Regions from separate parts of the Homo sapiens genome. Here region 2 is linked to region 1. Evidence: read pairs that join two places in POLR2A ChIA-PET (ENCODE). Cell type or tissue: OCI-LY7. All regions are shown on one strand. Links, peaks and the distances in the headings refer to the core of each region. The heading gives the core; the rest is flanking DNA.

The links. Peaks named below come from ENCODE experiments on the same cell type or tissue, not always from the same donor. Only the 100,000 strongest peaks of a DNase experiment are listed, where the experiment ranks them.
Region 2: POLR2A ChIA-PET joins it to region 1 with 10 read pairs; 2 of 35 experiments call an interaction of 5 or more read pairs at or near these places.

What each region holds. Positions count from the first base shown.
Region 1 is chr12:105,349,090-105,364,706 of GRCh38, reverse strand. All of the region lies in intron 2 of C12orf75 (chromosome 12 open reading frame 75), which reads right to left. Among named protein-coding and RNA genes, the nearest start is that of C12orf75, 26 kb to the right of the region's middle. RefSeq lists a silencer at 7,002-7,071. In OCI-LY7, for the core only: no CTCF peak of the experiment used is centred there; DNase peaks (open chromatin) are centred at 5,776, 6,313, 6,722 and 7,456; H3K4me3 peaks cover 3,733 bases; H3K27ac peaks cover 6,377 bases.
Region 2 is chr12:105,882,864-105,898,480 of GRCh38, reverse strand. No RefSeq gene overlaps it. Among named protein-coding and RNA genes, the nearest start is that of CASC18, 190 kb to the right of the region's middle. RefSeq lists enhancers at 415-1,161, 1,162-1,908, 1,909-2,655. In OCI-LY7, for the core only: no CTCF peak of the experiment used is centred there; no DNase peak of the experiment used is centred there.

The DNA of each region.
Region 1 (15,617 bases), core at 4,338-12,337:
TATCTGGCTGAATTCAACTTGTAACACTAAGGGGCTTCAGTTGAGCAAAAAGCAGACTGCAAACATCTAAATGTCATTGACTCTTCTGATTCAGAGATTGTCTAACTATGATTTTACCCACTTAAAAGCTGTGAATATTTCAAATGTGACTGTATATGTGCATGAGATTTTTGCTTTATTGCAACAGCCAGTAAGTCCAAGTCTATAAAGAAGGAAAGTGTAGATTTAATAATTATCTGGTGAACGCTGGCCATGAACAGCTAATACTGGAAGAGAGTGCAAAATCCATCTTGAGACCTAATTCATCCAAACTGAGCATATAACCTAAATTCACTAGATGGTTATCAGCTTCATTTACCTCTTAACGCTGGATTGTTTTTTTAGTTCAAGTGTCAAAGTCATACTAATGGTGTTATGCTTATTGATGTGGTATAAGAGAGAGTTGTTCACTACTTTTAATTAAAATGGATTTATAATCCTTTAGCATAGATAATGGAGAAATGATGAGGACAAACTCGTTCAAGGTAAGTTCTGATAAGAACTGTTTACTTTGGTCCTGAGTGATTAACTTTCTCAAGAAATCACTTGAATCTGTATATAACTGGTAGCTTATGACACACATTTCCGGCCATGACTATTCTTTTCACATCCATTTACATATCCGTTTATTTTAATTCTTTCCCCTTTTGCTTAACTGTGCTTAAGGATATATTCAAGGTTTTAAAATATATTTTCACTTTCCCAAATGTAAGAAAATAGTCATTTACTTTCTCCTGTTAAATTACTCAATATCTTAAAACTCAATCTGTGTTCTCCATTATAAAATTAATCAACAACCTTACATGTATAACTGGCAGGAAATGATAATGTAGTTGCCATATTTATTGGATAATAAATTAAGCTTCAGATATAATGCCAAATCTTAAAAAAAATACTACCTATAAAGACTTATAAGATGTCCACTCTTTTTTTTTTTTTTAATTAAGACAGAGTCTTGCTCTGTCACCAGCCTGGAGTGCAGTGGCACAATCTCGGCTCCCTGCAACCTCTGACTCCCTGGTTCAAGTGATTCTCCTGCCTCAGCCTCCCGAGTAGCTGGGATTCCAGGCCCGTGCCACCATGCTCAGCTAATTTTTGTATTTTTAGTAGAGACGAGGTTTCAACATGTTGGCCAGGATGGTCTTGATCTCCTGACCTCGTGATCCTCCCACCTCGGCCTCCCAAAGTGCTGGGATTACAGGCTGAGCCACCCCGCCCGGCCAGATATCCACTCTTTTAAACCTTCCAGTAAGTTGTAAAGCCTGTCTTTGCATACTCACTCCCATGTATAAGACTGTCACTTCATCCATTCCTTCCACAAACAGTTATTCTACAACACTAGGACTAGAGACCAGGACTCCGTGGGTATAATGGTGTCATTCATGAGTCTCTCCTGTGTGTCAGGCACAGTGCAGGACACTGCACGTGCATCCATGCTATTCCTCACAACAGCTCTGAGGGCCTAGGCCTGAGGAACCAGGTGCAGAAAGCCATGTAATTCATAAACATACAAGACTAACAAGCATGACCAACATCCATACCCCATCCATCTGGCACCAAAGCCATGCTCCATTCTCATTCACCACTCTGCTTCTCAGGTAGAAAGATGTAAAAGTCAAAAACACTTCCTGTGAAAGACCAACGTAGTGGCTTCTCCTAAAGTGGGCGATTCACCTCCATACTGCTTTTGCAAAAGCTTTGACCATCATCCCATCTCTCAACCTGATTGTGTAACTATACTAGGCACTTTGCTAATCCTATTATATTAGTTCATTTAATCCTTATACAATCTTGCAAGACCAGTACTACTCACATTTTAAAAATGAAAAAACTGAGTAGCATGACCGAACTTACGAAGCTAAATCATAGAGCCAGAATTCAAACCCAGATTTGTGTGATCCTAATTCCTGCTTCATACACTGTAGGCCCATGCTAATTTGCATTAGAGAAACATGCACCTTCCCGCAGCTGGAGCTCTCCAATTTTTTTTTTTTTTTTTTTGAGACGGAGTCTTGCTCTGTCACCCAGGCTGGAGTGCAGTGGCGCGATCTCAGCTCACTGCAAGCTCCGCCTCCCAGGTTCACGCCATTCTCCTGCCTCAGCCTCCTGAGTAGCTGGGACTACAGGCACCCGCCACCACACCCGGCTAATTTTTTGTATTTTTAGTAGACAGGAGGTTTCACCATGTTAGCCAGGATGGTCTCAATCTCCTGACCTCATGATCCACCCGCCTCAGCCTCCCAAAGGAGCTCTCCAAATTTTTTTTTTTTTTTTTTTTTTTTTGAGACGGAGTCTCGCTCTGTCGCCCAGGCTGGAGTGCAGTGGCGGGATCTCGGCTCACTGCAAGCTCCGCCTCCCGGGTTCACGCCATTCTCCTGCCTCAGCCTCCCAAGTAGCTGGGACTACAGGCGCCCGCCACACGCCCGGCTAATTTTTTGTATTTTTAGTAGAGACGGGGTTTCACCGTTTTAGCCAGGATGGTCTCGATCTCCTGACCTCGTGATCCGCCCGCCTCGGCCTCCCAAAGTGCTGGGATTACAGGCGTGAGCCACCGCGCCCGGCCAGGAGCTCTCCAATTTTTATCATCCCACTCAAGAAAAGTCAGAAACAAGATTGTAGAAGAGTCCTAGTCTGTTTCATCAGCATGAGAAACAACCTCTAACTGCTGCCAGGGACCATCAATCTTCGCAGATCTTGTCAAATTGCCACATAAGTCATTTTTATGCAGGTACAAAGGTTGTTCTGATGAGCAGTTACATTAGAATCTATTCATCTGGACAACCAGGTCCAGACTAAGGTTAAATCAGAAAGCGGTGGTTGGTCTAAACCAACTCTTCCTGCGGAAGGATAGGTCCAAGCCCTTGTGTTGAGCTGCCTGGGGAGAGAACCAAATGCTGTCCTGCCAGTGTTCAAAGGGACACAGCATCCTACCTGTTGGGGTGGTGTGGTCCTGCCCCACCTGCACAAGCTTTAGCGTAAGGAAGAAAAATGGGTCAATACACAGCAATAAAGACCCCTGGTAAAAGGAAGGCCCAGACATGTTAAGCCAAAGCTCCTGACAGGCCAATGCGATTGCCTCAGGTTATTAGGTTTTTAGGCTCCATAGTCTAAAAAGTCTAAAAAGCACACCTTCTGGTGGGGGGACTCATTTCCCTAAAGGTCGTTTTTTTGGTAAGAGAAGTGGCTGTTCAAAACTGGGATGTTAAATTTATTTTATCACTCAACACTTTTACAAGAAACTTTAAGTCTTTGGGATTTGAATCCTTGTTCTCAATTTCTCAAGTGTTGAATAATGCCCCAGCTATCCAAACAACAGGGCTGCCCCATCTGCAAACCATTTTAAGGAATCAACATACCTTTTTCCCCCTCACAAAACTCTTTATTTTGAAAGATTTTACCTGCCTTAATAATTTCAGCCTGGGCAACACGGCAAGATCTTATCTCTACTAAGAACACAGAAAATAAAATAAAAGTAGCCAGGTGTGGTGGTGTGCACCTGTGGTCCCAGCTACAGGAGGTGGCGGTGGGAGGATCACACGAGCCTCCCTCTTGTGAGGGAAAAGGGTACGTTGATTCCTTAAAATGATCTACAGGGCAGGCGCGGTGGCTCACACCTTTAATCCCAACACTTTGGAAGGCCGAGACAGGCGGATCACCTGAGGTCAGGAGTTCGAGACCAGCCTGGCCAACATGAAGAAACCCCGTCTCTACTAAAAATACAAAAATTAACTGGGCATGGTGATGTGTGCCTGTTATTTCAGCTACTCGGGAGGCTGAGGCAGGAGAATCGCTTGAACCTGGGAGGCGGAGGTTGCAGTGAGCCGAGATCGCGCCATTGCACTCCAGGCTGGGCAACAGAGACAGACTCGGTCTCACAAAAAAAAAGATCTAAGATGAGGCAGCCCAGATGTTCACCTGAGCCCGGGAGACAGTGGTTGCAGTCAGCTGAGATCACGCCACTGCACTCCAGCCTGGGTGAAAGAGCAAGGCCCCGTCTCAAAAAATAAAAATTGTAATAATTCACTTGTCAATATTTTCTTACACATGTAAGTGCCAAAAGGAGCTTCTGATGGGCATGGGGGAACTGAGGTGCCCACAGGTAGCTTATGTCATTCAAATCAAAGGCAAATAAATTTTACATTTACAGGTACACATCACCGTAGGCACACATAGATTTCTATTAGGTTTCAGAAGTTACAAAAATAGTGTCTGGTCCTTCTTCAGCCCTGAGGATCCAGAATGTCTTGCTGGAAATGGCCATGCTCAGGCCAGAACATCCACAGCCACATAAGCTCCTGGATGAGCCACTCCGTTCTTCACCAAGGATGTGATTATTTTCTTTTCTGGTCACTACAGCTCCAGTTGTAGGGCAGTGACCACTGCATGCTCTGCAGCCGTGATTGCTGATGGACTGCAAAATTTGTCCCCCAAACCAGAGAAAGAAATGGGGAGGGAGAGCAGAACACAGAGCCACACCCTCCCCAGCCTTGTGAGAATAGCAGCCAGTGATAGGGCCCAGAAGGTCTTCAGAAGGAGGCAGCAAGGCCCTAGTTTCTGCAGTCAGTCCTAATGCAGATCAGTAAGAGCAAGGAATGAGATGACTTCACCCTCTAGAATCTTCCCTCAGAGATCAGGGCCTGGAGATTGAATTATTCTGTGCTGGAGGAGATAAACAAAGTGAAGACAAGGCCAATTCACGGTGGCTGAAACTAGAAAAGAGGTCAAACTGTCCTGCTGCACTTGATCACACTCTTTGGGAGTTAATTGGTCCAAACATCTCTACAAACTCAGTTTAAACATAATCTTGCTCCCGTAGAAAAGGAGCAAATGGACATACAGCAACCAGGATAAATCTCTCATGGTATAATCGTAATCTTTTTTTTTTTTTTTTTTTCTGGAGAAGGAGTCTGGCTCTTTTGCCCCAACTGGAGTGCAGTGGTGTGATCTCAGTTCACTGGAACCTCTGCCTCCTGGGTTCAAACGATTCTCCTACCTCAGCCTCCCAAATACCTGGGACTATAGGCACACACCACCACGCCTGAGTAATTTTTGTATTTTTAGTACAGACGGGGTCTCACCATGTTGGCCAGGCTGGTCTTGAACTCCTGACCCCAAGTGATCCACCCGCCTTGCCCTCCCAAAGTGCTGAGATTACAGGTGTGAGCCACTGCGCCCAGCCAGTAATAATCCACTGCTAAATAATAGCCTCCTGGGGTGGAGGGCACAATTCAGGAAGCAATGCCCAGACGCCCACAAGCCAACGCACTAAAAACTGGAAAATGGGAGAGAAGCAACTTAGGGGCAACAAGAGTACCCCTTAATCTACTATAAATGGGGAAGAAACCTTGAAGATAAGGCTTATACCAAGAGAACCAAAATGCAGAGTTAGAGGAGATAAGGGATCAGGTGCCATAAACCAAATCACCTAAAAATAAAAAGTAAAAGGTGAATTCTACCAGTTTGCCTCCCACCACTTCTGGCCTGGCCCCAAGCATTGAAGCTTATCACGACTTCTTCAATTTCACAACCATGGAGTCAAACGTTGGTGCCGACGCAGGGGAAGAGAAACTAGCCCAAATTACCAAGGGATCAAGGGAAATCTGGAAATAAGTACGTGGCACATCAAGACAAATCCTGCTCTTGCTAGGGGAGCTATGCTAGACATTAAGTCCATTAGAGAAGTGAAAGGGGAAGGAAGACCCAAGGGAAGGGACTGGAACCAAGTGCTGGGGTTTGGTCGAAACATCATCCGCTTTACAGCTGTGCCCAGAGCCAATCTTAGAAGGAAGACTGACTTCTGGAGTCCAAAGAGTGCTGGAGGAAGCCAGTACTAAAGGATTTACATTAATTTACTGAGCAGTGATTCCATTTTCTAGTTGCACACGAGCCACTACTCTAAAGAATAAACTTGTGTAATAAGCTTGTTTTTCCAGGGTAAGCATGACTGAAAACCTATCGGTAAATTGCTTTCTCTGGTATCAAGACAATGTTTTGTTTCTCCTCATCTATACCATTTGAAAAATTTGTGGAAAGTAATGCAACATTTGAAAAAATGTAAGACTGAAATATTTTTTAATCATAACCTCAAATACCATCTTATCAGGAAAACCCTGTATTTATTTATTATTATTGTTTTGGTTTTTTTCTGAGACAGGGTCTTGCTCCATAGCCTAGGCTGGAGAGCAGTGGCACAATCATAGCTCACTGTAGCCTCAACCTCTCAGGCTCAAGCGATGCTCCCATCTCGGCCTCCCTAGCAGCTGGCACCACAGGCGCACACCCCGCACCTGGCTAACATATATGTTTTTTGGTTTTGTAGAGATGGAGTCTCACTATGTTGCCTAGACTGGTCTCGAACTCCTCAGCTCAAGTGATCCTCCCACCTTAGCCTCCTGAGTGGCTGGGACTACAAACACGTGCCACCATGCCCAGCTATAAAACCTTTTAAACCACAGGAACGTTCCCTAAGAACCATAGAACATGTATTCACCAATTTGGACCAGGTTTAAAAAATACACTGAGCCCAGCGCAGTGACTCACATCTGTAATCTCAGCAATTCAGGCAGCCAAGGCAGACAGATATCTTGAGCCCAGGAGTTCAAGATCAGCTGGGGCAACAAAGGGAGACCCTGTTTCTTCAAAAAATACAAAATAAAATAGCCAAGCATGCTGGCTTGCACCTGTAGTCCCAGCTACTCAGGAGGCTGAAATGGGAAGACTGCCTGAGCCTGGGAGGTCGAGGTTACAGTGAGTCATGATCGCACCACTGCACTCCAGCCTGGGCAACAGAGCAAGACCCTGTGTCTGTCTGTCTGTCTGTCTGTCTCTCTCTCTCTCCTCTCTCTCTCTCTCTCTCTCTCACACACACACACACACACACACACACACAGAAAATACATTGGGCATTCAACTAAAATCAGGTCTCCTTTTGTTAGCAAAAAAATGTAGCTTCTTTTATCAAAGAACAGGTGATCAAGGAGAAAGAATGAGTCGAGGTTCAAGCCACCCGTTGAGTATCATAATCATCTCCTAGCCTAAGGTCACACACTTACAGGGCTCTGAGTCAGACTTTCAGTCATAGCATTAATAAAACTGTTTGCAGAAACAAGTGTTATTCAAGGTGACCCCCGTAACTCATATTCTCCCCACTTTCAACGTCTTTTGGGATTGTTGAAAAGATAAATCCTCAGTTGATGGTTTAAACATGACTCACTCTTGTAGAGTAAGATACTGTTTAGTGATATGTACCTTATCAAAGTTGGCTTGACACTCGGCATGCAAGAAAAAGAAAGAAGAAAAGAAAAAAAAGCAACTGACCAAAGGCAACCACTGCAACTAAGATTACAGATGGATGGCTTCGGGTTTCCTCTGTCTCAGAGTTTCTATTAATTCCACTTCTAGCTCACTTCCTGTGAACTTACTAAAACCAGCCAGGTGCTCTTCTTACCCTTCTCAGGGTGAATAGCAGTGCTGATCCAGATTCTCTAGGTAGTTATGCATCCTTCTGTTTTATACTAGGGTCACAGACTTTTTCTGAATGAACTGGAGACATTGAATGTCTCTCTAATCATAAATAAGCTCTGTCTTCTTGTAGGTCGGGGTTCTGGAAGGTGGGCTGCCTCCAAAACGACCATGTCTCTGTGGCTGCTCTTTGGGGTGGGTGGGCTTTCGCCTACCTGGCCTTTTTTTAAATTAATGTATTTTTTGCATGCCTATTTAAAACCAAATATCTGCATGGAACACCTCAACCTTACAATCATTTTAAATTACTATGATTTATCTTACCAATAACTATCACTTTCATTAAGTGAAACCTTATTCAAAGTTAATACATAAAATATGAATCTTTTTCTTCCTCAGTAATATATGGTAGTCAAAATCTTTCATCATTACATTTACTTAGTTTCTGGGTTGTATAAAATAGCTATCCCAAGTGACCTAAAGATTTTAACAGTGAAATAATGGAACCATGTCATGATCAAGGACAAATACAGATGACAAATATGAGATAGCAGCCAGCCATTTGAAACAGCAGCTCCCAAGTCATCCTTGCTACAACTTACCTGAAAATTCAGAAAGTTCTCACTTCCCTTAGGCTTCTAGAACTAACAAAGTTATGTGGCAAAGAAATGATTTATTTTTTACTTATTCATCAAGAAAAATGTTCTAAATATACAGCTATTCTTATTAGAGATGATCTAAAAAGCAAAAAAAAAAAAAAAAAAAAAGCCTGTAGTCTTTTCTTTTTCCCTATTTGCAGTGTCACTAAAGAGGCTAAACTTACTTTGACTCGTAAACAGTAAAAATTGAATATGGAAACCCTGGAGACCATGGCTCTCCTGATCTGTTTCTAGTTACCATTCATGATAACCTTCTGGAATAGGTTTATTAATTGATTGTGTTTACTTCCATCTACACTACAATTCTCCAGATAAAATATAATTATTTAATTTTCTTTATAACATGTTTTCATGATGGTTCCTGCTCCTTGGGGTGGTTTCAATCCATTCTAGCAAACCCTTAATTACACAATGAATTATGTTTTACCATTGGCTGTTTTGGCCTATGTTTAATATCATTCATTTCTTTCCAATTTCAAAACTTCTTTGGACTGTTTTCTTTTGATCTCTCTCCCTGGATGAGCCCATTGGCCAATATTAGTCCCTTTCTTTCTTCCAGAGTGTATGACTGGAGAACATGAGTAACATTCACTTCAAAGGAATGCTTTCAACTTCTCTTTATCCAGAAGCAAGAGATCAAGAGCCAGACTGCAAATTCCCTGTCCTCTCTAGCTCTCCTCCCCCCAGTTATTCTCTTACTAAGGGGCACACAGTGTTAGGAATTATTTCAGAATTGGTTGTAAAAATATCATTTGCTATAAGGCAAGGGTGCACTCTTCATCTCCTTACCTTAAGAAATTTGGCTTTTCCTTGCTGGCACCACTTTTCTCAAAACCTCAAGAATATGCATCTTGTTCTCACCTACCCTAGCTTCTCCTAACAGGAGACAGAGCCAGCATGCTCCTCATCTCCCCACAGAGCTCTTACAGGTGGGGCCATTTCATTTTCACTCAGAACCTCTCCTCTCTGGAGTCTAAACCCTGCCATAACTGTCCCCAGAGCACCAAAGATTTTGACCCTGACCCAAAGTTTTTCTTTCTAAGCACCATTATCTTGGTCAATTTAAAACTCCATGAAAATGGCCACGTGCAGTGGCACACACCTGTAATCCTAGCACTTTGGGAGGCCAAGGCGGGCGGATCACAAGGTCAGGAGTTCGAGACCAGCCTGGCCAATATGGCAAAATCCCAACTCTACTAAAAACACAAAAATCAGCTGGGCGTGGTGACATGCGCTTGTAATCCCAGCTACTTGGGAGGCTGAGGCAGGAGAATCACTTGAACCCAGGAGGCAGAGGTTGCAGTGAGCTGAGATAGTGCCACTGCACTCCAGCCTGGGCAAGAGAGCAAAACTCTGAAAAAAAAAAAGAAAAAGAAAAAGAAAAAGAAATTCGTGAAAACCACCCATCCAACCTCTCACCTCATATTTTGCTGACTTCCTCTATCCCAACAACTTCTGTGCTGCTCCGCTAACATACTCCGATGGCTGCTCCATGGAGTATAGTTCCTGGAACTATTTTACCACATTTTAGAGTAGAAAATCCCACTCCCTAGGGAGGAAAAAAAAATCCTCCTTTCGATAGTCCCATCATTCCCAAGAAGGCTGCTTTCTTATTGCAACATCAGCTCCAGTTCATCCATCCCTCCCCGTCCTCCCTATCCATCAGCCCCTCGTGTTTCCCTTCCCTCTCTCCCTAGCACATGTCTTGCAGTCAAGTATTTCTGCAGCACTTGCTGGTCACCACCTATTCCTCTCCATCCCTGGATGAATCCGTCCATCTGCTCTCTCTCTTCCTGCTCCTATTTCACAGGGTCCGACCTAAGGAAAATCTCATCATGGCTACCAATGGGAATATATGATTTCTAACCACAGCAAGGCCCTCAATATGCTGGGTCTTCTGCCATCAAGTATTCATGTCAGAGGCCCTGCCAAATTTTTTCAACAACATTTTAAACTAACTAATAATTCTAGCTGTCATTCACCGGGGGCAACAAGCATAATGCCAAGTATTTTCCTAGGATATTAAATATACTGTATTTGTAATCTGTCCCTCCAGCAGCTACTTCAGCTCTCTGTGCTCCCCACCTCCTCACTTGTAAAATGAAACATCATTATTCTGTCCATCAGATTATCATGGGTATGGAAGGAGATAACGTACAGAAAATGCTGGAAATCAGTGTATGGTGCACAGTCCTCAGTAAAGATTAGCTACTACTGTAAGAATGATGATGATGAAGATGATCACCCTGCACAGTTATTATATTATCCCAATTTCACAGATAATTATACTAAGGACACAATGTAACACAGCTAGCAAATGGTGAAGGGGATTTTAAACACAAGTCCCTCTGCTTCCAAAATGCAGGCTTTTTCAATGCTACTTCAACCCCATCCTCTTCACCCTCAGAAGACAGCGTTACCTTCTACTACATGGATGAGAAAAGAGCCCATCAGATACCCTAAGGTCTGTATCTATGAGGAGCAGAGAGGGCTCAGCTGACATGGGTGCATTAGACATGGTAAATTTATAAAGGATCCCAAGAAACTCAACATAAAAGATTTATCATTTCTTTTTTCCAAACACAAAAACAAAAACAAATTGCCAATGGGTTTTATGTCATTTCATTCCAAAATATTTTTCCCTGTATTTGCTACCTTCCATAATAATAAAATAGCTTTACCAAGGAAAGAATCTCAGTAAGATTCACTTTACATGTTTTAAGTGAAAGAAGTATTTGAATTACATTGTTTACATTGAGTAGCTATGGTTTTTTATTTTCAACAGCAAACATTATATTTGAGTCAACTTATTTAATACTGTTTCTTATTTGAAACGTAGTCATAATATTCTTATAAATATTGCTTAAGCTTTAAATCAAGACTTCTTTAAGAACACGAAAATTGATCTACAAAAAAAAATGCTTTCAATTAAATTCCAATTGTTTCGGTTTGCCCACTTACAATTTCTCCCCTTTTTTTTGGTAACGGCATCCCAATTTTTCCGTGGGGAATCACCCCTCTTCTGCTCTTTGGCCATATGGTAAGGTGGGGCTGATGATACTGATTGGCTCCAGTGGTGAGCACATGACTGCAGCCTGGCCAATGAGCACCCCACATTCTCCTGGCCCACTGACTGATTCCGAGATAGGAACATGACCCCAACGGGCCAAGAGAGCCCAGCCCTAGGACTTTTGATCAAACTACAAGGAAAAAGAAGCTGCTTTTTTCCACAGGAATTAGGAAGCTGATAAGATATAAACTGGTCCTGTTTGTCACCACTTGAGGAAAGCTGCCTAAGAATGAAGACGAAAGCAGAGAAGAGAATTTCTTCCTGTTGTTTGATCACCTGGATCCAGCTGTGACTACAGCCAAGTCCCTGGAGCTTTTCCACTCCACATGCCAATAAATTCCTTTGTGTTTGTTTGTTTAGGCCAGTTTAAACTGGGCTTCTGCCATTTCCTACCAAAAATATCCCAACGCAGCCTATTTGTGCCAAATAGCTGAGAATCTGCCACACTAAAATAAGAACATGGTTGATGTTGGCAGGTTTGTGAAAGCGGCCGAATGTCATTACCTTGAATTCACTGTTTTGTTTGTTTTGTTCAGTGTGTTACTGCACTGTGATTTAATTTCAAAGAGACAGAAAGAGAGGGAAAAATAGGCTTGTTTTCTGATACACATGTAGGCTTTTTCTTATGGTGATTAAGTTTCTAGACATTGTCAACCATGCTTTCAAGTGTTGAAGGTTAACCTAGCTAGGTTTTGAGTTCTCTAGCCTGTCATAGGATTTACATGCATCGTTATTCTCTCCACCACCAGAGAGAAACCCCCTCCCCAAACCACCATCAGCTTTTCTTACTCGCCTGGTTCCTGTCTTTTAGCCTACAGCAATATCCATGCCTCCTCCATGCCAAAAAATAATTTTTAAAAAAAGACAAAAGGAAAAACAAACTTCAATACACAAAATCAACCATACTCACAACTGGGCAGAAACAACCAAAAAACACTTGAAGAAAAGTGTAAAATGTTCATAATGATTGTCTCTGGTGGTAGAATAATAACTGAATTTTTCTCTTAAAAAATACTTTCCTGTACTTTCCAAATTTCCTTGGTATTCTTTTTCTAATACAGTATATTCTGAAAATTTGCCTCCTCTTAAAGCCACCAACATCCCTCCATTCCTTACCGCCAAACAGCATAAAAACCAAAGACCCACATCACTCTCTCCACTTCCTTGCACCTGGCTCACTTCCACTTTGACTTGGTTATCATTCACCCTGCTCAACTGAAACTACAGTCCCCAGGGTGACCAATGTGGCCATCATGACACACGCAATGACTTCTCTTCCTCCTTCAGCCCCCCATGACCTCTTTGGACTATCAGCCATCGCTTCCCTTGGCTCAAGTTTGACTGCAGCATTATCCTCAGAGTTTCCTTTCCTTTCCTTCCCCGTTCAGTCATTAAACAAATCTTATTAATTACATTTTCTAATGCATCTTGTTTGTATCACCTCTTCTCCTTTCCCTCTGCTATCTGACCCTCTTGTAGCCTCACTTCCATTATTCCTCTGTGCCTGCACCCTCCCTCATCCCATGTGTCACACTGCTTTGGGAGTTACTGCCCTAAAACTCAAACATAATCATTTAATTCCTCCACCTTAAAATCTCTATCAGCCCTTGAATGCATAAAAAAAAACAAGCACGATTATTGGCCTTGCACCCAAGGCCCTTCACAAGCCAGCCCTGCCCATCAACCTCATCTTTCACTTCTGCCCAGACTGTACCACAGGCACAGGCTCCAGGGGACACCACCTGGCTGGCTGGTCCCAGACCTACTGTCCTCTGGCACTCCCATGCCTTTTTTCATGCTTGTCCTCTGCCATGGGTTGCCATTTTTCTCCTTTTCTGCATGAACTCTTGTTCATCCTTCAATTCCAAGACCAGCATTAAATTCTGAACACTGGAATAATTAGCACTTACCACACTGTATTTTGGTCCCTAGTAGACAGTGAACTACTTCAGGACAGATACATCATTTTATTTATTATTATATACTGACTTCTCACCTATAGAAAACAGCAAATAAATAAGAAAAACGAGTAGTAAAAATTGCAGACCTTTCCTAGAGAATTGATTTTTTAAATATATAGTATTTCTGGCTTCCAAAAATAACAACCATTTTCCCACAAAGACTTTCCTGTGGTCTGCATAATATTGTGTTTGCCCTATTCTAAGTTCTTTACTCTCAGTACTTATTCTACTATTTTGGCCAATCCTTCTGGTTTGGGAATCAGTCTGTTTAGATTTTAAAAAAAAATTTTAATGTGCATAATAAAAAAATTAAGTGTCATCTTAATTTCTTAGCTCGTCATTCATTCATGGCATCACCTAATATTACAGTCAAGATTTATAAATCTATAGCTTCCACTTAAAAAATTGAACGTGCCTGAATATACCTTTTGTGTAAGGAAAAGTAATATTATAATGTTCTTTAACTTTTTCCAGGTAAATCCACTGCATTTGTTTTTAAAAGGTCATTTATTTAATAAATTACTTTATTTTAAAGTTATAGGACATAGAATGAGGTATAGTCAAGGGAAATCTGAAGAATTCAGGATTCTAAATAGTGAAATAGTTAAGTAGTTAAATGGCATCTCGCATCCTGGAACGGTTAATTCTGTTGACAAAATCATCACTAAATTTTATTAGAAAAAGAAAGATGTCATGAAATCACTCTGTCCTTGAAAAGCAATGATGGAACTGATTCAACAACTATTTATTCAACACAAACTATGATCAAAGCATGACATGAATAACTCTAGAGCACAATAAAATGGGTAAGGTATTGCCCCACTCTCAATCCTCAAGGGAAAAAAGACAAGAACATGAAGAACTACGATATAAACCCAACACGATGCCCCACAAGAAAGGTCCAAAATGCTGTGAAGGTTCTGAGGAGAAAGACACACTATGCAGCTCAGAGAGCCAGGAAATACTTCTCACAAAGGATAACACACATGCCCTACAGAACAGATGTCATTTCTATAAACAGAAAGGGAAAGGGAAAGGGCCACTCCAGGCAGTGGGCACAGCAAAACACAAGGACAGGAGCAAGAAGCATGAGGTCGCAGAAGCCCCTGAGAACAGTGGCCTGAAGAAGCTCTGCACAGCCCTCCCAGCCCTGGGCTCTGCTCACTCTCCACTGTAGCATCTCCTCCCACGCCATGCGAGCCAGTCGGTTTGAGGCTAAAACATAAATGCTCTTCCTATTCCTAATAAATCCTGGGTTCAGTCCAGAGGACGATGGGAATAATTGAAAGGTTTTGAGCAGAGGTCCTATGCAAGTGCAGGGCAGTGCTTGAGGAAAATTAATCTGGCAACACATATAGAAATTGAAGGGAGAGACTGAAGGAGAAACCAAAATATTGCAATAATAGGAATACGGTCAGGGTGCAGTATTCACTGTTGCTAAATGTTTACGTAATAAACTCCAACACAGCAAACAGGAGCTAGAAGCCATCAATTACTGCTTCCTTTGTATCTAAAGTCCTAATTTTAAAATGCATATTTAAATATTTAATTCCCAGAAAGCTTTACAATCCCATTCTCATCTTCTCTAAATTCTTTGTAATAAGAAATAAGAAAGTCTGACTCTTTTTTTTCTTTTTTTTGAGACAGAGTCTGGCTCTGTCACCCAGGCTGGAGTGCAGTGGTGTGATCTCGGCTCACTGCAACCTCCACCTTCCCAGTTCAAGCAATCCTCCTGCCTCAGCCTCCCAAGTAGCTGGGATTACAGGGGCCCACCACCATGCCTGGCTAATTTTTTGTATTTTTAGTAGAGACAGGGTTTCACCATGTTGGCCAGGTTGGTCTTGAACTCCTGACCTCAAGTGATCCACCCGCCTCAGCCTCCCAAAGTGCTGGGATTACAGGCATGCGCCACCATACCTGGCCCTATTTTTGGTATTTGACCATTGAAGGCTTTTGAGCCCCATCACTCCCCTTTTGCCCCACATCTGTGTAAGCCAATAAGAAAGTGGGGGCACTTCTTCCCTGTGCCAGCAGGAAGATCAAACCTCTGCCCATTCATAAGTAGCCTCACCCCAGCCCACTCTCCAACCAAAATAAAAACTAGACCCGTTTGGATGGCTGCCCTGCTCTCCCCAGAAAGCCTCATGTGAGCAATACATCTTTCCACACCCTCCTGAGATGTGGTGAATCAGTCTTGACACCCAACCCAGTTTTGGGTGGGAGAGTTGATCCCACCCTTCACTGGGTAACCAGAAATACTCTTAAAGAGTGAACTGCTGTAGTGTCCTTGCTATAGCTAGATTAGAGGCAGGAGGATGCAGAGAGAAGGGGCATGGAAATCCTGAATGCTCCTGAGCTCCAGATCTCTCCACAGGGAGATGCCCATTATTAAATGCCCTGTGCTCTAAAGATAGCTCAATGGTGACT
Region 2 (15,617 bases), core at 4,767-12,766, 530 kb before region 1:
TACCTGCTCTGCCCTGACTCATTCTCCACCCTGCATAACCATTTTTCCCACCAAACCACTCGCCCTGTCACTGTCTTTAAATTAACCAATCAGAATTAGTTTAGCCTGTGCGGTCTAACTCTAGCCAATAGGGGAACGACACAGCAGCAGGGGCCACGTGCATCAGGGATAAGAACCCCTTCCCCTCCCTTGTCCAACTGTGCGCTCACCATTGCTCCATCTGTAAGCACGCACCCTTCTATAGAAGTAACTTGCCTTGCTGAGAATTAAAAAGAAAATTTTATATTCGAGTGCTATTTCTTTTGCAGCACCGAAACTTTATTTATAACAGAAGGTAGAAATTAGAAGACTTAATAGAGTTTCAACTGAGGAAGTTCCATGGGGTGAATCCAAGTTAAAGTCTTCGAGAGAGATTCTAGAATCATGAGCCCAGACGTCAGCTACAAAGTCAAGACTTAAGGGATAGGCATCCTACTGGTTAAGAGTGTGAACTTCTAATCCAAACCTGGTTTGGATTCTGGCTTTTTGATTGGTACATATGTGATCATCACTCTTTTTCTAATCATGAAGAGACAAGTACAAAGGTAGAGAATCAGAAGAAAGTAAGAGTGGAGCTGGAGCAAGTCAGGAACAGAAGAGGAGATCAAGAATAATTGCCTGTTTGAGATTAACAGGGGAAGGAGAGGTTGAAACCACCTTTGCAAAAGTTGTACCAGCAAACGAAGCTAACCCAACCCCCATCTTGCCTTTCCCTTAATTGTTCCTGAGCTATTGGACCAAGCTAACTTTGGGAGACATTTAGGCTACAGTTTAAATGACAATAGGCCTTGCCCTAACTCATTTGCTTTTGTAAAGCTAATAGGAGGCCATCAGGTTGAGGGGAGGAGAAGACCCTGAGTCCTGCTAAGGTGCAGACATTATTCCAGAGGTTATAAAATATGCACTTCCACAATGACTCCTGCAAATGACACCACTATTGTAGATTGGCCTTTGAGATATCTTTCCAGGTTTTTTGCATGTCTGACACTCATGGCTCCACCTGGACTGACAATCAGGCTCCTGTGGCCCCACCCAGAAGTGAATCAGACTGCAGGAGGACCGCTTCAACCCCCTATGATTTCATCTCTGCCCCAACCAATCAGCAAGCACTTGTTACTTGGCCACCCCCACCCCTTTCCCCAAACTGCCCTTGAAAAACCCCTAACCTGTGAGCTTTGAAGGAGATGATTTGTGTAGGAACTCCATCTCCCATGTGGCATGGCCAGCCTCTTGTCTATTAAGCTATTTCTCTGCTACGATGCCATGAAGTTTATGCAGTGGGTAGGAAGAGCCCCTCGGGCGGTCACAAGGTGAGGGTGCTGTGCTGCTAAGAGATGCAGAAGTGCATGAAGTAATCGTTGAGCTGGTGCTGTCTTAGGACAGGTCTCCAAAAGCAGGCCTTGAGATGAAAATCTGTGCACAGTAATTTATTAAGGGTGTGCTCTCAGGAGAAACAGTAGAGGAGAAAGGAAAGGACATCAGGGAAGGGGAAGAAGTTGAACAAGTCTGCAATTTCAGGCAAAGTTCCAGGCTCAACCTGGTCCTACAGGGAACTCTGGAGTGTGAATTATATCTCAAGAGTTTGTTCACCTCGAGGCAAGGGAGCTGAGCTTCCCTGCCCCTACACCAGTCAGCCATTGGCAATCGGCTGCTCTGGGAAAATTTAAACTACTGGAACTTCTAGTTCTCCGCATACGTGAGTAAATTGGCCCAGTGGCCCAAGAGTATTTCCCTAAAGAAGATCGTAGATAAAAGCAGTTAGAAGTAAAGCACACAGATGCTGGGTGATAGATGTACACAGCCAATACAATACAGATCTGAACAGGTCTGGGTGTGGTACTACCAGTGTTTGCTCCAGGTGTTCAGGGCCAAATTGAGTTGCTCCTTAATAAATCTAATTAATAGCCTTATAGGCAGTTGTGGAGCTGTTGAGAACAAAAGAATTGCATGTACCAGGGCTGATATGGAAGGCAGGATTGAGATGTAAATCATGGCTTTGGAGGTGGTGAGACTTGGCTCTTGAGTTCCTTAAGCTATTCCTCCTTTGCTGCAACTTCAGGCTCTCATAGCTATGCACTTGTGGACTTCTGGCTCTTTCTTATGAATCTAGGACAACTGCCTGCCTGGGCCCCAGGCATGGGCACACCATGCTGGCTGAAAGGCCCTGGGCCCACAAAAGTAGACGGTCAGTTCGATGTTAGGAAACAATTTCCACTGGCCCTGTGAGAATGATGAGAATAACAATAACAACTAAAATTTATTGGAACACTTCCTACATATCAGGTAGCATGCTACGGGCTCAATTTGTATGAACTCTTTCCTTCATCATGAGTCTGCAAGGCAGTTCTTATTACCCTCATCCTGTTATAGATTAGAAGTCAAACCTGGGAGAGGCAGCTTACCTTTCCCCAGGTTATATTGCTTGCGAATGACGGAGTCAGACTCAAATTTAGATCTGATTCCAAAGTTCTTTGTCTTAATCCTTAAGAGTTCAACACCTTCCAGTTGTCACTAAGCATTTATGGAGACCTTCTTAATATTCTCATGGTGCTTACAGGGGCTGTGATCCAGTAGGGGGAAGGGGACAAACAAACTCCAATTACTTGAGAGCCAACATGTTTGTATAATAAATGAGGGCTCAGGCATGTATCAGCAGACCCGTATAACGGTGTTGGATGCCTAGAAGCTCTTTTAGTTTTTGCCTGGTACGGTTTGGCTTTGTGTTCCCACCCAAATCTCATCTTGTAGCTCCCATAATTCCCACATGTTGTGGGAGGGGCCTGGTGGGAGATGATTGCATCATGGGGGTGGGTCATTCCCGTGCTGTTCTTGTGGTAATGAATGGGTCTCACGAGATCTGATGGTTTTTAAAATGGAATTTTCTCTGCACAAGCTCTCTCTTTGCCCGCTGGCATCCACGTAAGATGTGACTTGCTCCTCCTTGCCTTCCCCCATGATTGTGAGGCCTCCCCAGCCATGTGGAACTGGAAGTCCAATAAACCTCTTTCTTTTGTAAATTGCCCAGTCTTGGGTATGTCTTTATCAGCAGTGTGAAAACGGACTAATACAGTATCTTATCAGCAACGTGCAGCAGCAAAATCTAAACAAGCCAAATGCCTCAGCAGTCATGTGATGGGGGGTGGGCAATGGGGGCGAGAGAGGGCAGGGAGTAGATGAGGACTGGGCTCAGCCACTTGGGCTGGAAGGGAATTTGGGAACTAGCTCCTTTTTCTCTTCTTGTACTGGCTTCTGTGGGTAGGGTTCGGGGGTGGGTAGAGAACAAAGAGCATCTGGCCTGGGGTAGAAGGAACGCTGGGGTTGTTGAACGGGTAGTGTAGCCTCCCAGGGTCCCTGACTTGGCTCCTTGCCTTGCAGCCAGTTCCCTACCTCGGCTTTAGTTGACATGGCTGTAGACTAAACTGAGAGAGTGCCTGGACTGGTCTAGAAGTCACTGAGATGTCATGGGAAGAGCACTGGGTTTAAAATCTGGTGCCTTGGGGTGGCATGCTGACTTGTCACTTGCCAGCTGAGTGTCCTTGGGCAAGTCACTTAACTTTTCTGGTCCTCAGTGTTCCCATCTGTAATCATAATAAGGTGGCTAACATTTATGCAGTACTTACTAAGGCTCAGGCAATTGGTCCAAGAGCTTCCCATACTATATTTAACTCAATCCTCGTAACAACCTTATAAAGTATGTACTATTGGCTGGGTGCAGTGGCTCACGCCTGTAACCCCAGCACTTTGGGAGGCCAAGGTGGGCGGATCACTTGAGGTCAGGAGTTGGAGACCAGCCTGGCTGCCGTAGTGAAACCCATCTCTACTAAAAATACAAAATTAGCCACGCATGGTGGCATGCACCTGTAGTCTCAGCTACTCGGGAGGCTCAGGTGGGAGAATCGCTTTAACCCTGGAGACAGAGGTTGCAGTGAGCCAAGATGGCACCACTGCACTCCAGCCTGGGTGACAGAGTGAGACTCCATCTCAAAAAAACAAATACAGAAAAAAAAGTAGGTACTATTAATATCTCCATTTTATAGGTGAAGATATTGAGGCCCAGGGAGGTTAGATAGATGGGGACCACTTGTTCTGAGTTGCCTGAGATTGTCCCCACTTACACCTGTCATCCCTGCCTCTCATCTGGCTTAACATTTTTCTATCACCTTTCATGATCAAAAATGCCCTGGTTTGGTTATTACATTATGTGTAGTAATTATAGTGTATGCTATATTTAGGTTAAATATTTTGTCAAAATTCCAGAAATGTTAAGTGGTAGAATAGATCTTTAAGCCTGAGAAGTCAGATTCCAGGGACCATGTTCTTAATCATCAAACTGTGTAATATCCAGACACACCTGCTTCAAAAGGATTGTCTCCTTTCCTGCCTTTCTTGCTTCCTTGCTTCCATCCTGCCTGCCTTGCTACCTCCCTTTTTCCTTCCCTCTCTCCCTCCACTCTTTTTCTTATTTCCTTCCTCCTTCCCTCCTTCTCTCCCTCCCTGTCTTTTTGCCCCCCCCCCTTTTTCCTCCCTCCCTTTCTTCCACATTTCTTAGGTGCTGACTACAGTGCCAGGCATTAGGGATATAGGATGACCTGTGCCCTTAGCAAGTTCATAGACTGGTGGGAAGGCAGACACACAAATCAGTATTTGCAATATAATATGAAGGTGCAATAGAACAGACAAAACAGGCAGACACTACAGGAGCATAAGACAGGGAACCCTAATTGTGGGTGAAGTGGTTTTAGGAAAGTTGAAGAACAGAGTGACTTTTAAGCTGCATCTTAAGGATGTGTGTTGTCTAGAAGCTTGCCAAGAATGTTAAGGGAGAGGTGAGGGCAGAGACTAGGGTCGAAAATAAAAATAAAATATGAACATTTTGGGTAACTTTTAGGAATTAAATTCATAATAATAGTAGCCAGATTCATGAGAAATCACTCATACTTTCTAGGTAAGAATAGCTTACATAATTAGTAGCGCTATAGGCCAAGCCAGGGACATTCCAAGTGGATGGAACTGTTTGCTCCTTTATAGAGGTAGTGTATCAAGGAAGGATGCCTTCAGCTACAAGCAACAGAACACATAACTAAAAATGGTTTCAAAGTAAGGCATTGTTTTTCTTATATAGTACAAAGTGTGAGGGTAGGCAAATGGTTGTACTATTCAATTTTCCACCAAGGACCAAGATTCTCTCCATCTTTCTGCTCTGTCAACCTTAAATAGGTTGGCTCTTTGTTCTTGTGTTTGTTATCTAATGATCCCAATGTGGCCTTTGGAGAAGACAAGCCTGCACTTCAGCTTGGTTCAGCTACTTATCTCTGGAACTTTGGACAAGTCACTTACCCTCTCAGTTTCCTCATCATTAAAATAAATGAGAAACAGCCTGACAGGGCTGCTGGGGAGAAGACTGAGTTCCTGTATATAGAGCACAAACTAGGCAAGCCAAAAAAAAAAAAAAAGATTTGTTTTCCTCTTTCATCTATATTTTTGTTGTTGTTGTTTTGCATATGTGCTTTGCTTTAAGGGGAGGGCAGGGACTAGGATAAAAAAAGAAAAAAAATGCACATTTTGGGTTACTTTTAGGAATTAAATTTATAATCATAGTAGCCAGATTCATAAGAAACCACCCCTACTTTCTAGGTAAGTATAGCTTATATAATTAGTAGCACTATAGGCCAAGCTGTCCACAAGTGCTGACCCATCGCAAAGCCTGCCATGTGGTCAAAGCTCAGAAACTAGGGCAGGCAGAAAACACCACAGATGGGCAAGGGGAGTCTGGGCTTCTCTGGGCTTTTACCTTGTATAATTGACAAAGGCAGCTTCAGCACTCTGGAGATTGATATCCAAGATTTTTTTCCAAAGCCAGAATTTGAGATAAGCCACAATTAATATTTGAGAGATTAACTGTTCCATTAGGGAAGGGTGGCCATTAATTAAGCCTCAAAGGCAGTTGGAATGAATTATGTTCCAGCAAGAAGGATGGATGCGTCCTGCTCTTAAAGGAGATGGGAATCGGATTCCAATGAGCTCTCTGTAGCTTTATTGGATGGGTCCTATGTGCCTCGATTTAGAAGAGATTTATTTTTTAAAAATAGCTTTTTGGCCAGGCACGGCGGCTCATGCCTGAAATCCCAGCACTTTGGGAGACAGTGGCAGGTAGATCACTTGAGGTCAGGAGTTTGAAACCAGCCTGGCCAACATGGTGAAAGCCCTGTTTCTACTAAAAATACAAAAATTAGCCAGGTGTAGTGGCACACACCTGAAATCCCAGCTACTTGAGAGGCTGAGGCAGGAGAATTGCTTGAACCTGGGAGGCAGAGGTTGCAGTGAGACAAGATCACCCCACTGCACTCCAGCCTGGGCTACAGAGCGAGACTCTTTTTTTTTTTTTCTTTTTTTTAAGTGTTTTATTTGCAAAATCTATAAAAGCAGAATGATTCATTATTGGTTCAGCTAGGATGATGATTCCTGAGCCAATGAATGAATTGGCTTTGCATTTCGAAAAATCAGATACAAAAGAACCACTATTTTGCATGTGTTTCATTTTGGATAGTTTTACCTGGTTGGTTGCTGGGCATTTGATGTCCTTTCCACATAGGTGATTTGCACATAATATCTTCTTTTTAATGGGAAACTAGAAAGAATTTATTTAAAACCAAGGAAAACCTGGGGCCCTAGTGAAGAAGACACTGGAGCCAGACCAGTCTCTACAGCTGGCAATGCTAAGACCATAATAAAAATGTGGTCTTCATTAAAAATATTTCAATCAGTCCTAAAGATTCTTCAAGAGGAGGCCGAGATTCCGCAGGCTGATCTAGCTTCTTCTAGGGCATATCCTATCTATCAGGGGTTGGCAAAGTGTTCCGTAAAGAGCCAGGAAGAAAATATTTTCGTTGTGCAGGTCACATGATCTCTGTAGCAACTACTCACCTCTACTGTAGTAGCTCAAAAGCAGCCATACACAATAGCAAATGAATGTGTGGTTGAGTTCCAATAAAACTTTAATCTCTAGCTGGGTGTGGTGGCTCACGCCTATAATCCCAGCACTTTGGGAGGCCGAGGCAGGTGGATCATGAGGTTAGAAGTTCAAGAACATCCTGGCCAATGTGGTGAAACCCCATCTCTATTAAAATTACAAAAATTAGCCAGGCATGGTGGCGCATGCCGGTAGTCCCAGCTACTCGGGAGGCTGAGGCAGGAGAATCACATGAACCTGGGAGGCAGAGGTTGCAGTGAGCCTCAAGATTGCACCACTGCACTCCAGCCTGGGCGACACAGTGAAGCTCCATTTAGGAAAAAAAGAAAAAGAAAAACTTTAATCTCCAACAACAGGTGATGGGCTGATTTGACCCATGGCCGTAGTTTGCCAGTCCCTCCTACAGAGGGTAGAATGGAAAGAAGATGATAAACCAATGACATTTCTTTAAACATCTCTACATTTTTATTGGGTTAGAAACAATGACTTCAATAACAAGTTATTACAACAATGAACTTTTTAAAATTACTTTTTTTATAAAGAAGAAATACTTTTATTATTTTTATTTATGAATTATTTTAGAGATGGGATTTCACTATGTTGCCCAGGCTTGTCTCTAACTCCTGGCCTCAAGTGATCCTCCTGCCTCAGCCTCCCAAGTAGCTGGGGTTATAGGGGCGAGCCACCATGCTTGATTCTATTTTTATTATTGACAAATAGGAGAACACAAAATAGAAATAAGAAAATATGTATAACTTACTGTGGTAGACAATTTGGGTCAGCTAACCTCATACCCGTTCACCTCCACTTCCTTTCTGGTCTCTATTACAGTGGTTGAAAAGCTAACACACACACTTGCCCAATTCTTTACTGCTAATGATTGGATAACCATGTGACTCAAAAAATGTCCAATGGAATGAAAAAGGGAGTTCGCATGGGTGTGTCAGGGGTGTTGGGAGGCCTCCAGGATAGTTTTTCCTGTTAAAAGGAGAAAGCCATTTCAGGAAATTTCTCTCGGCCTCTCTCTTCTTACTTGGAATATGGATGTGAGGCCTGGAGCTATAGCAGCTGAATTGTCACCTTGAGGTGGGAAGCCAACAGGCTACATCTGGCTGAGAGGAAGGAAGGATCTGGATCTACGGTGACACCACTAAACTGAGGCACATTGCCCTAGACTGCCTGCCACCCTGGAATTCTTGTTACATGAAATAAAGACAAAGCTCTGTTTGTTTAAGCTACTGATAGTTGGCTGTTTGTGAAATGCAGCCGAAAGCATCACTAACAGATAGTTCATGGAATTATTAAAAGCTTGCAAAATAGCTCATGTTGGAAAATCCTGGTCTAAAGTGTCCTTCACGTGCAATGTCCAGATCTAAACTTCGTATTCAGTGTGTGGGTAGGAGTTCTTTGCTTTTGCATACTATAAAGTAGATGTCTGTTTAATGTTGTGCTTTTAGCCCAATATAAAGCTTCCTTTGCATTTGCGAATGTTCTAGTTTTAAATCTGCAAATGAGATGGGACCTTAAAATTTATAATACACCTTGGGAGTAGATACTTATGAAAATTATATCACTTTTCCACACCATTTACATTAATATAGTGTAAGTTGCTTCTCCTATTAAATGAATGGCATCCAAAGTGAAGTAAAAAATCAATATCATGATAAACTACTTGCTCCTCAAGGAACTGTTTATCTGGAAAACTCAGATACCTAAAACACAATCTAGAAGTAGATGTTCAGCATAAAAAGACTGCAAAGTGTTAATAAATGCCAAAAGATCTATTCCCTAAATTGCTAATAATGCAATCAAAGGAAAGGATCATGGGCTCGCACTCAGAGCTTTTGTGTTTGTGTTTGTGTGTGTGTGACGGAGTTTCGCTTTTGTCGCCCAGGCTAGAGTGCAATGGCTTGATCTTGGCTCACTGCAACCTCCGCCTCCCGAGTTCAAGTGATTCTCCTGCCTCAGCCTCCTGAGTAGCTGGAATTACAGGTGCCCGTCCCCACACCCAGTTAATTTTTGTATTTTTAGTAGAGATGGGGTTTCACCATGTTGGCCGGGCTGGTCTCCAATTGACCTCAGGTGATCTGCCTGTCTCAGCCTCACAAAGTGCTGGGATTACAGGCGTGAGCCCCCGCACCTGGCCTCAGAGCTTTTTTGCTCTTATTTTCACACATAGTCTTTTAGGGTAGTGGCTACTCTACCTTGAGTAATAAACTGTGGCAAAAATTGAGAAGATGACATGCAAAAAACTAAGGTTTAGGAAACATTGTTAGAAAGGATATTATTTCCCTTTAAAAAGTGGGAAGTTGAAGTTCAGAGAAGCTATTGCTACCCAGCAGAAATTGCACCAGAGCCAAGCTTTCACCTTGAGCATCGTGGTTTGGGCAGTGAGAAGGTGGCCCACTGTTTCCAGACATAAGAACATTTCAGCCTTTCTGTACAGATGACTCAGGTCAAGTCGTGTCATTGAGGCATTGAAGCAGACTTCAGAAATTGCTCTCCTCCCCCCAGCAAAGGCAGCTTAGACACCAGATTGCTATTTCTTGCCTTCTATGTTCATTTCCAGAGCCATTCCACACTCCCTAAAACAACCCCTTTCAAAAGCAATGATGATAAGGCTCATTTGGAATCTGTAATTGTGGCTTTCCAGAACTGCATTTGAGGCACGGTATCTAAGAACAAAGACCAGTTGCTTGGATGCCGAATTGCAATCCAAAAGAGGGTCAGGGGTCAGAGAGGCCTTCTGAGGCCAACTTCTGGTTGCATGCATGCCGTTGCTTGATGATTTGAGTTATCTTGAATATTTCTATGTGTAAAAAGAAACTACTAAAGGCAAATGGTCATCTAAAAATATGAAATTCTGAAGCACATGTCCATAGTAAAGTTTGACCTAGTTTGAGAATAAAATAATTTTGGAGTTTTATTTTATTTTGGAAAAGTTCATTTTGGAGTTTTGGATTATCAATCCTCCATACTAGACAAATAGAAATAGGTATTTCCTGATAGTTTAGGACAGGAGTTGGCAAACTACAACTCACGAGTCAAATTTGGTTCACCATTTTTTTTTTAAACATGAAATGTGAGTAGAACACAATCACACCCATTTGTTTACGTGTTTTCCATGGCTGTTTTTGGGCTGCAATGGCAGAGTTGCATAGACAAGCAGAGACTACATGGCCTGCAAAGCCTGAAATATTTACTCTCTGGCCCTTTGCAGAAAGAGTTTGCCTACTCTTGGTTTGGAAGAACTAGAATTAAAACCTCTTGTAAACTCTCATAAAAAGGGCAAAGTGGAGTACAGTTGTTAGAAGGTGCTCAATGAACACTTGCCGAAAGATTGAATGAGAAAGAAATAAAGCCAAAAACTTAAGTTTTTACTTCCAGATGCACTGTGATACTAGTACCTTTTGGGCAAGGGCCACGTGTAAGAGAAGGTCATCTACCATTTATGAGAACTTACCTTAGACCATCTGATTTATGATTTTGTTTAGGCCCCACAGCAACCTAACACGTAGGTATTATCATTGCATGGGCTTGGCGATGACGAATTTTCTCCTGTTCAGAGGCTTTTGCGTTTCATCTCAGGACTCCAGCTCTGTTCCTGATGGCTGAGGTACTGACCATCTGATTGCTTGATAAATAATACAGTTTTTAAAACATCATATAAAAATATTTTTGATTTACACAAAAGTTGCAAAACTAGTTCAGAGTTTCTACATACTCTTCATCTAACTTCTTCTAATGTTAATATCTTATATCCGTACTTTAATGATCAAAACCAAAAAATTAACACTGCAACAAAACTATTAACTAAAATACAGATCAAATTTAAATTTGACGAGTTTTTCCAGAATGCTCTGTTCCTCTTTTAGGATCAGCTTCAGAAACCACATAGCATTTAGTTGTCATCTCTCCTTAATCTCCTCTGGCCTGTGACAGGTCCTCAATTTTTTCTTGTCCGTCATGACCTTCCACTTTTGAACACAACAGGTCAGTTAGTTTTTAGACTGTCTCTCAATCTGGGTTGCCTAATGCTTTCTCACAATTAGTTTGAAGTTACTCCTTTTGGTGAGAATACCACAGAGGGAATGTGCTTTTCTCCCTGCATCACATCAGGGGGTCCATGACGTTAATCTGTCTCATTACTGGGGATGCTTACCTTGATCACCTGGTTAAGGTAATGTCTTCCAGGCTGCCTCACAAACAGCAACACTGAAAGATATGCAAACACCTAGACACAATTAGATGCTTTACCTACTGAAACGGCTCTAAACAACTACTTACATCAAATTCAAATTTATCTTAGTTTATTCCTAATTCTAAGTCTCCAGATTAGGTTTTCCCACAAAAAATCTTTGCCAGCTGTTGCCATTTCTTCTTTGAACTTAAACCTAGAAAAGAAGATCTGACTATATTCTTCTCTTGCCACCCCTCCTTTTCTCTTACCTCATGATCCAAGAAAAAGAAGAGTAAAAATATTTCCTTTGCAGTCTCCTGGTGTCTGTAAATATCCTTTTTTTCTGTTCAGTGGAAGAAATGTCTCTCCTCCTAGTAAGGTCAATCCCTCACCTGCGTGTTGAATCCTAGCCCCTCCCACCTCATCAGGTTTAAGTAATGATGGTGGATCCTCAGGATGGAAAATGCTGCAGCTGATAAATATTCATTCGTGGAAGACTATTGACATGGGAAAGTGTTCATAATATATTCCCATGTAGTTGCTACCATTTCCAAGGCTTTCCATTCCTTTGTGTACATAGATATTTCCATCTGGTATCATTTCCCTGCCATCTGAAAAGGACTTCCTCTAACATTTCTTATAGTGTAGCTCTGTCGGTGATAAATTCTTTCATCTTTTGTGCATCTTCAAAAGTGTTGATTTTGCCTTTTTAAAAGGAAGCCTTATTGAGTTATTATTTACATATTATACACTTCACTCATTTAGCGTGTAAAATTCAATGGTTTTTAATGTATTTACAGAGTTGTGCAGCTACCACCACAATCTAACTTTAGAACATATTTTTATCATCCCAGTGAGTCTGTACCCATTAGCAGTCACTCTCAACTCCTCTCTCCCTTGTGACTTTTCAAGCCCTAGGCAACCATTAAATTTATTTTTTGTTTTAATAGATTTGCCTATTTTGGACATTTCATATAAATGGAATGATTTTCTTTCTTTCTTGTAAAATAATATGAGAAAAACATTTGATTTTTTAAAAGTGAAAGAAATTGTCATTAAAAATGAAATGAAATGATACAATATACGGTCTTTGGCAACTTTCACTTAATATTTTCAAGGTTCATCCATGTTGCAGCATGTGTCACTACTTTATTACTTCTTATTGCCAAATACTATTCCATTTTACTTATCTTTATTAACAACAACAAAAAAAACTTATGGTGGGAAAAGAATTCCAGGTTGATCCTTTTCTCCCAAAGCTTTGAATATGTTGCTCTGCTGTCCTCTCACTTGCATTGTGTCTGAAAATAAATCTGCTGTCATCCTTTTCTTTGTTCCTCTATTTACAACATGTCTTTTTCTCTGGTTATTTTTAATATTTTATCTTTTTAACCTTTTTTAGCAATTTGATTATGATGTGCCTTGATGTATTTTTTTCACATTCCTTGTGTTCAGAGTACATTAAACTTCTTGGATCTGTGGATTTATAATTTTCATCAAATGTGGAACGCTTTTGGCTTTTATTTCTTCAAATATTATTTCCTGTCCCCAACCAATTTTATATACACACATGTATGTATGTATATGTATATATATGCATTTAAAGTTGTCCCACAGATCACTGATGCTCTTTTATTTAATTTTTTATCTGTGTGTTTCATTTTGGATAGTTTTACCTGGTTGGTTGCTGGGTACTTTTGTATTCCTATAAATATTCTTGAGCTTTGTTCTGGGACAGGGTTAAGTTACTTGTAAATAGTCTGGTCCCTTTAGATCTTACTTTTAAGACTTATTATGTGGGACCGGGGAAACATTTATTCTAGAGTGAACTGTTCTCCAGTCCTGAGGCAAGACCCTTCTAAAAACAACTCTACCCAATGCCCTGTATTTTATGAAATTTTCCAGTCTAGACTCTTAGGAATAGACACTATGTCCTGCCTTGTGTCAGTGCTTTGTTCTCTCTAATCCTTGGTGTGGTTCCTTTTTTGGCCTCAGGTAGTGTTCTTACATGCCCACCCTGACCAGTATACTGATGGATGCTTAAGGAGAGCTGTCTGCAGATCCCTAGAGTTCTCTTTCTGTGTAACTCTCTCTTCTCCAATAACCTATCCTGGGAGCTCTAGCATCCATGGTATCCCAGGATTCTCAGCTCTGTCTCTTCAGCTGAGAAAATCTGCTGGGCTCTGGCTGGGCTCCCCATCTCTGCACATGGCTGGACATGTGTATTAGTCCATTTTTGTGTTGCTGATAAAGTCATACCCAAGACTGGGAAGGAAAAGAGGTTTAACGGACTTACAGTTCCACATGGCTAAGAAGACCTCACAATCATGGTGGGAGGCAAGGAGGAGCAAGTCACATCTTACATGGATGGTGGCAGGCAAAAAGAGAGCTTGTGTAAGGAAACTCCCATTTTTAAAACCATCAGATCTCATGAGACTTATTCACTATTACTAGAACAGTATGAAAAAGATGATTCAATTACCTCCCGCCAGGTTCCTCCCACAACATGTGGGAATTGTGGGAGTTACATTCAAGATGAGACTCGGGTAGCGACACAGCCAAGCCATATCAACATGTAAGCTTGGGAATTCATTGGCTCACCTTCTTGGTTTTCCATCTATCCTTCCCTGCTTTCTGCCCCATTGTCTTGAAAAGCATGGTTCCATATATTTTGTCTGGTGACCTTGGATGTTTCTGAGAGGAGAGTGAATTGGTTCCTGTTCTCCATATTGGCTACAGGTGAAAGTCCCACATCATAGATTTCAAAGCCAGAAAGAACCTCAAATTATTTAGGGAAATTCTTCTTTTCATGGATGAAAGCTCTGAGGCTAAACAGAGTCCTGTGGTCTATATTAGAAAGAGGCCTAAACTAGGTTGGGATACTGTATTGTGGTCTTGGTTTTGTTATTAACTAGTATGCTCGCTTAAGTAATTTGCTCAAGAAATAAAGGACTTACTACTCCTATTTCTCCTCCTCATCCTCCTTCCTCTTTGCAGGAGTAATTGAAAACAGTTTTTCCAAAGACTTTAATGTATCAGCAGTTAGTTCCTTTGAGGTCATAGCTCAGAATGGGTTAGAAATATGACGGTGACTCTACTGAGGCTGTTGCATAAAGAGAAAAGAGTTGACAGAAAAAAGGAAATAACTGAATCATGATCGAATGTGACCATTGAGAGTGGAGTTGGTAGCCCTCTTTGTCTAACTGAAGTGCTTAATAAAAAAGGAAAGTACACATTATGTATTAACAATTTCCATCTAATCAGTTAGTATTTTAACAGTAATCTTATTTCTCTAAAGTTGTTCTTAAATGAAAGCTTATTACAATCAGAAATATTGGTTAATAGGACACTGCTGTATCTGTGGCCATGATACTCAATAGCTACTCTTCAGAAACCCCTTAAAATAGCCCCCCAACACCTTCATATAGTAATTTCCTGACATGTCTCCCTGTGTATATTCTCAGAGCATTTATCACAATTGGAAATTATCTTCTTAACCTATTTACCTCTTTCTTGTTGTTATCCTTAACCCTACCATTTGTGTGTAGCTCTTTGAAGGCCCAGATCATCCTCATTACTGGCTCTAGAGCTTCACATGGGACCAGGCACCTAGTGGGGCCTCACTATGGATTCAATGAATCAATAGATAAAAGAATGAAACTCCTACAAAAATTCAGTACATCTAGGATGAAGCAGGACAGCCAGAAACTGAGCTTGGATTCAGAAACTTTAAATTAAACATTCATTCTGGGCCAGGTACAGCGGCTCACAGCTATAATCCCAGCACTTAGGGAGGCCGAGGCAGGAGCCTAGGAGTTCAAGACCAGGCAACATAGTGAGACCTTGTCTCTACAAAAAAAAAAAAAAAAAAAAAAAAAAAAATTAGCTGAGTGTAGTGTCTTGTACGTGTATTCCCAGCAACTTGAGAGGCTGAGGCAGGAGGACTGGCTGAGCCCAGGAGTTCGATGTTACAATGAGCCATGGTTATGCCATTGCACTCCAGTCTGGGCAACAGAGTGAGACCCTGTCTCAAAAAAATAATAATAATAATAAATAAATTCAACATCTGTCTTGACATAAGCTGTGTTCATTCACTTAACAGGTATTAAGGTAAAACTGAATATGTTGGAGGCTCTCTGTTTCATGCCTCAAATCCTAGACAAATCACTTGAACTGCCTGGGCCTTATTTTCCTCCCCTAACAAATGGAGACAGTGGTATCTGCCTCATGATAATGTATGGAAAACCACTCTATAAAGTGCAGCCCTCTACATAAATGTAAGATATTGTTAACTGCCTAGTTTTACATAACTTTACTCTGAATTTTTAATCTTTCTAAAAGGATATTCATGGCCTTAGTCTGGAAAGACTTAAATAGCTTCCTATATTTATTATATAAATCTCTGCTGATATAAGCAGCTAGTAATTT